Linked DNA regions of Homo sapiens: region 2 is linked to region 1. A link is a loop called in an ENCODE intact Hi-C map of the cell type or tissue named here. Cell type or tissue: uterus. All regions are shown on one strand. Links, peaks and the distances in the headings refer to the core of each region. The heading gives the core; the rest is flanking DNA. Region 1 overlaps PLEKHG6 (pleckstrin homology and RhoGEF domain containing G6). Region 2 overlaps VAMP1 (vesicle associated membrane protein 1).

Evidence for each region. A loop is a pair of places that touch in the nucleus more often than their neighbours do. Peaks named below come from ENCODE experiments on the same cell type or tissue, not always from the same donor. Only the 100,000 strongest peaks of a DNase experiment are listed, where the experiment ranks them.
Region 2: a loop joins it to region 1, with 2.6 times the contacts of the local background. A loop is called at or near these places in 61 of 110 quality-filtered maps.

What each region holds. Positions count from the first base shown.
Region 1 is chr12:6,313,432-6,316,234 of GRCh38, reverse strand. PLEKHG6 (pleckstrin homology and RhoGEF domain containing G6) reads right to left here. Exons shown (of 16, transcript NM_001384598.1): 3 at 2,451-2,606; 4 at 1,066-1,230; 5 at 586-681; 6 at 316-366. Among named protein-coding and RNA genes, the nearest start is that of PLEKHG6, 4.2 kb to the right of the region's middle. In uterus, for the core only: no CTCF peak of the experiment used is centred there; no DNase peak of the experiment used is centred there.
Region 2 is chr12:6,464,059-6,466,861 of GRCh38, reverse strand. VAMP1 (vesicle associated membrane protein 1) reads left to right here. Exons shown (of 5, transcript NM_014231.5): 2 at 511-637; 3 at 862-1,020; 4 at 1,921-1,972; 5 at 2,376-2,803. The coding sequence ends at 2,392. It also overlaps a transcript of TAPBPL not described here. Among named protein-coding and RNA genes, the nearest start is that of VAMP1, 5.2 kb to the left of the region's middle. In uterus, for the core only: a CTCF peak has its summit at 1,191; a DNase peak (open chromatin) is centred at 1,191; H3K27ac peaks cover 600 bases.

The DNA.
Region 1 (2,803 bases), core at 195-2,694:
GAGCAGCACACTTTTGGAAGGTCCCCAGGGGTGGCACTGGCTGAGGAAAGGTGAGGACCTTAAGCTTGGACAGCAGGGGCGGGGGTGAAGAAGGATGAACTGGGCACTGGGCCTGGAAGATCTCAAGGATGTCAGTCTGAGAAATGGGGGGCCTGTGGCCTGCTTGGAGTCCCCAGTAACAGGGAAGTAGGGAGGGCAAGGCATCCCAAAAAACGGGGCAGTGGGAATTCAGACAGGGATGGCTGGAGGGCCCACCCTCATCCCCAGGCTCAGAGGTCGGGCTGTGCCAGGGTCCCCTCCTGAGCACCCACTCACTTCCATCAGCAGTCCCACTCGCTGCAGGTTCAGCAGGCCGGCGGCTAGCAGCTGCAGGGAGGGAGACGAGGGTCTCAGGACCCAGCGCAGCCCTTCAGTGTCGTCACCTCCCACCCCCCACCAACTTCAGTACTGCTGACCTATCTCCCTGCATCCCAGACTGGCCTGAAATCCTGCCCCTCCCTCCCCCAGTGACCTGCCTTCCAGTCTGGGAGGATGGGGGCTCATGCAGGGAAGATGGGGCCGGGGCTGGGGCTGAGGGGGGCTCACATCAGTCATGATCTTGAGCTTTCTCACGTAGATCAGCTCGGTGGTCAGGAGCTCCCACAGGGCCTCCTGTTGGTGGCAGAGCTCCTGGCTCATCTCCTGGGGTGGGGAGAATGCTGGTTCAGTTGGGGAATGATAATTAGAATGGCAAGTACCAGCTGTTAAGTGCGACCGGATCCACTTCATAGGTTCTAGGCACTTTGTGCATGACCATGACCTTTTAATCCTCAAACCAGTGCTCTGATGTGTAGGTGGTATTATCCCCACTTTACATATGTGGCAACTGAGGCCCAGAGAACTTTACTGTCTTGACCAAGGTCTGACTAGTAAGTGGCAGAGCTGGGATCTGAACCCAGATCAACGCGTTTCCAGATGTTTTTTCCACATGACCCCACTTCCCAAGGCCTTTCCCTCCTCTAGAGCAGAATCTGTGTGTGCATTCACGCCGTGGGGACAGACTCACCTTGTGAGTTTCAGGCTCACCTTGTGCCCAGGCACCAGCTCCCTCCAGGACTTCTCGATGGTCAGGCCACTGTCGCCACCCTCTCCTATCTCCCAGTGCCGCCGGTCCTCAGGGGGCAGCCGGGGCATCCCAAACATGCTGAAAGTGTGCAGCCTCACCTCCAGCTCATGGGCCTTGGTGAGTTCCTGGGGGAGCCGAGAAGGGCATCAGCTCTGGTCACATCCTTGGCACCCAGCCACAGGGCCCCGGGAGGGCTGTGTGTGTGTGCATGTGTGTTAAAGTGTGTGCGTGTGTCTGTGTCTGGAATGGGAGATGGCAAGCAGCACTGAGTATGAGTGGGGACATGGAGGCCTAGAGAACAGGGGTCGGCCCCAGCTGGAATTCCAGGGAAAAAGGCATTGCTGGAATGTGGGTGAAGAGGCACCCTGGTCTGTGGAAAGGTCCCTGGAGAGGGGTCTGATCTAGGCTCCCTGACAGGAAAGAGGCCTTCCATGGGTCTCCTGAATCAGAATGAGGTGGGGGAGGGACAGAAACAGACACTTCAGAGGGACCTTCAAGTGAATCAGAACAAGACTTAGAGAACCAGTGGTCTCAGGCACCACTTTGACATTTGCCTATAAAATGGCATTTTTTATGAAGCAGCATGGCTTACATTTTACAGGTTTCTTTTTTTTTTCCTTTTGAGACAGAGTTTTGCTCTTGTCACCCAGGCTGGAGTGCAGTGGCGCAATCTCGGCTCACTGCAACCTCCACCTACCGGGTTCAAGCGATTCTCCTGCTTCAGCCTCCTTAATAGCTGGGACTACAGGTGCCCGCCATGACACCCAGCTAATTTTTTTTTACATTTTTAGCAGAGACGGGGTTTCACCATGTTGGCCAGGCTGGTTTCGAACTCCTGACCTCAGGTGATCCGCCCGTCTTGGCCTCCCAAAGTGCTGGGATTACAGGTGTGAGCCACCACGCCCGGCCCATTTTACAGGTTTCTTTGGTACCAAGAATGTGAGCAATAGACACTCCTGACCCTCACTCACTCCATCTGGATGTGGCTTGGGAGGAGAGGTGAGGCTCACAGTGGCAGTGAAGGATGATGTGGCACTGAGGATAGAGAGAGCATACCTGACTCTCAGCAACTTGGTAATTTGACTTGGTAGTTTTCAAAAACTGAAAGCTCAATATCAATCGTTTATCCACATTTAATCAAAGTGTCTCAAGTCAAAGTCCCTGGTTGCCATGCATGGACCAAAGAGAGATATATCCCTGAGAGGTCCTAGGCAGAGCCATGTCTGACTGGCAGGCAGCAGCCTCCTGGACCTGTGTTCTCAGCTCCCGGAGCTTGCTGGTCATCTGCGGAGCCATCACAATTGGGGCCGTATGTGTGGGGATGGGAGGAGAGGGACCCCCTTACCTTGAGTTTGGGGGAGTGAAGCAGGCCAGCCCCCACATGGCCCCCGTGCCTCTTCTCGGGCTCTGGATCTCGCAGTCTCATGGGTGACAGGCCTCGGGCCTGGCCAGAACCCCTGGCAAAGGGGACATACTGCTGGAGGCGTCGGCGACTGGGATCCTGGGAGAGGAGCAGGGGAAGTTCTGGGGGTGCCTCCCTTTCCCCAGAAACCCCAGAGAGGTAGTAGGGGGGCAGGCTTGGCTCTAGATGTTGTTCCCCCACCCTGGTAAGTCGGGCTGGCTCACTTCTCCCTGCAAACCAGTTTGGTGTGGACTGCTCCTGCCCTGAGTCACAGCGGCCACTGCCGGCAAGGCTAA
Region 2 (2,803 bases), core at 131-2,630, 150 kb before region 1:
AGATTTGGGTGGGGACACAGCCAAACCATATCAGCGGGGAAATGCCATTTAGGACAAGGCTAGGCCATATGTCCCTGTAGCCATCATGGCAGAGGACTTGTTTGAGTTGAGTCAAAGGATAGCCCCAGATGAGATGTCTTGATGCCATCCTGGATGTCCCTGAACCCCATCCAAATGTTGTTGCAGAGTCTTTCATCTTTTACTTCTTGCCTCTATGGTTTGTCTCCCTACTTCAGATTGCCAAGGAGCAAGAATCCATTCTAGTTTTGTATAGCCTAATCATAATTGTTTAAGTGGTTTGGGGTGAGGATGCATGTGAGTCCTTTCTTTTTGTCTGTTTTTTTAGAGATGGGGTCTCGCTATGATGCCCAGGCTGGCCTCGAACTCCTGGGCTCAAGCGCTCCTCCCACTTCAGCCTCTTGAGTAGCTGGGACTACAGGTGTGTGCTACCACGCCCAGCTCCTTTCTTGTCTTGGTCACTTTGTGTACTCTGCACATGTCTTTCCACAGGTCTGCTCCAGCTCAGCCACCTGCTGAAGGGACAGAAGGGACTGCCCCAGGTGGGGGTCCCCCTGGCCCTCCTCCTAACATGACCAGTAACAGACGACTACAGCAAACCCAGGCACAAGTGGAGGAGGTAGGTAGATAGCTGTTTCTCTGAAAGTTTCCAAATCTAGGAGTTTGGAAACAAAAGGGAACTTCTTATCTTTTCTCCTTTTTTCGTAGGAGAATAGTCAAAGGCCCTGAGAGGCAAAGCACCCTTTAGAGTTGCACAGGGCCAGACTTGTGATTCTCTGGTTGTTGTCCTTTCCTCTGTCTCTGGCAGGAAGCTTAGCTGCTTTGTTTCTGTGCCCTCCTCAGGTGGTGGACATCATACGTGTGAACGTGGACAAGGTCCTGGAGAGGGACCAGAAGCTGTCAGAGCTGGATGACCGAGCTGATGCCTTGCAGGCAGGAGCATCACAATTTGAGAGCAGTGCTGCCAAGCTAAAGAGGAAGTATTGGTGGAAAAACTGCAAGGTGAATTTTCTTGTCCCCTCCTCCATCTTTTCCTGGGCTTCCACTGGTAGAAGGCAAGAAAACCCTCAGCTTCTACATTTCTTCCCTCTAATGGTGCAGGATCTCTCTGACCAGCATAACGCTTGGGAGGAAATCTGGAAAGCCTCCTCTTGAGATTGCATTACCCAGAATTGGCCACCAGGGTAGGCTAGAGTATTTAGAACCGCTATCAGGGAAAAAGTGATACCCTGAGGAGTTTGGAATGGTTAGTTAAGGAGCTTTACCCCAAAGGAGTTGCCTGCAAAAAATTTCACCTGTCTCATCCTCAGACACACCCAACATCAGCACAATGGCTCAGGCATATATACATACACACACACACACACACACACACACTATATATACACATATGTATATATACATATATATACATTTATATATATATATACATATATATACATTTATATATATATATACATATATATACATTTATATATATATATACTTTTTTCTTTTTCTTTTAAATCAGCTTTCTCAGATTGAAATATATATTTTTAAATAACTGCAACTTTTGAGAATGAGCTGAACACTTCACAGTGAAAATTGAACTAATTGGTTAAATATCCAGAGTCTGTATCTCTATTGGAATGCCTTCTAAAGCCCCAAGACACCAGGAACTAAGCAAAAAGGAGCTCAATGCAGGTCCTGTGATGAATCTGAAAAGCTACAGACATACTGTGGTTATGATCCCCTGGGAAGCAGAAGGGTAGGGCCTCTCTAAGAGGCCTGCAGGTCTCCTGGGTGATGGGTGGTTTTTTCCATTGTCCCAAGGATGGAAGGAATTCTGTTTCCCACTAGAGATGTGGCTCTTTTCCTCATTCCTGAAATCCAAGGGCTCATTTTTTGTCCATGTTTCCTCAGATGATGATCATGCTGGGAGCCATCTGTGCCATCATCGTGGTAGTTATTGTAAGTAAGTATCGCTGAAGTTGCTGGTGGGGTGAAGAGGTGGGAAGGTCCTGGAGTCTTCTCCCTGCCTGCCTGCCTGCCTGGGGAGTGGGGCTGCTCTGACTGAGGTATGGAGACCGCTGCTATGGGATCGTCACCTGGTTCGGGACGGGGGAAGGGCAGAGACAAGGGATTTCTTTGATGGACAAGCCTTCCCCCTGCAACGCATTGCAGGGAGATGGCGCCTCCTGTTCTGAGGAAGTGGGGCTATGCTGTGTGTCACTGGCTTGGGTTGGAGGGAGACCATGGGGATGGGGCACTTAACAATGGAGAGACCTGAATGTCTGGTAACTTGGTGTAATTCACCCTCTTGTTTTCTCCTGTCTCTTTCTCTTTTCCGTCTGGGACTTCCTGATTCCTGTGTCCAGTCTACTTTTTTACTTGAGAATGTACCACCCCTTCCCTGTTGTCCATTGCCATCCACATTCATGTCCTCTGCCCTCTGTTTGCTCTCTCAACACACTTCCCCACCCACCGTCCTCCATTCCAGCCCAGGCTTCTCCATCACCCATTCCTCCTTTTTCGTTGCGTTCATTTGCACTCTGTCCCTCAACACTAGAAATGCTGCTCGTGGCACAATCTAAGTCATTACCCGAAGAGCAACAGCTGGCGCCTCCTCCCTGCCTGCTTTTTCTGTACTCTCAAGTTCCCCCAAAGCCCCAAAGAGTTGGAGGCCAAGGGAAGGGGCAGGGAGGGGAGTGGCTGAGGCGAAGTACCCATGAAGCTGCCCAGACTTGGGAGGAGAAGAGTATCGGTGCCCATGGTGACTTCTAGAAAACCTGGCCACTGGTAGGAG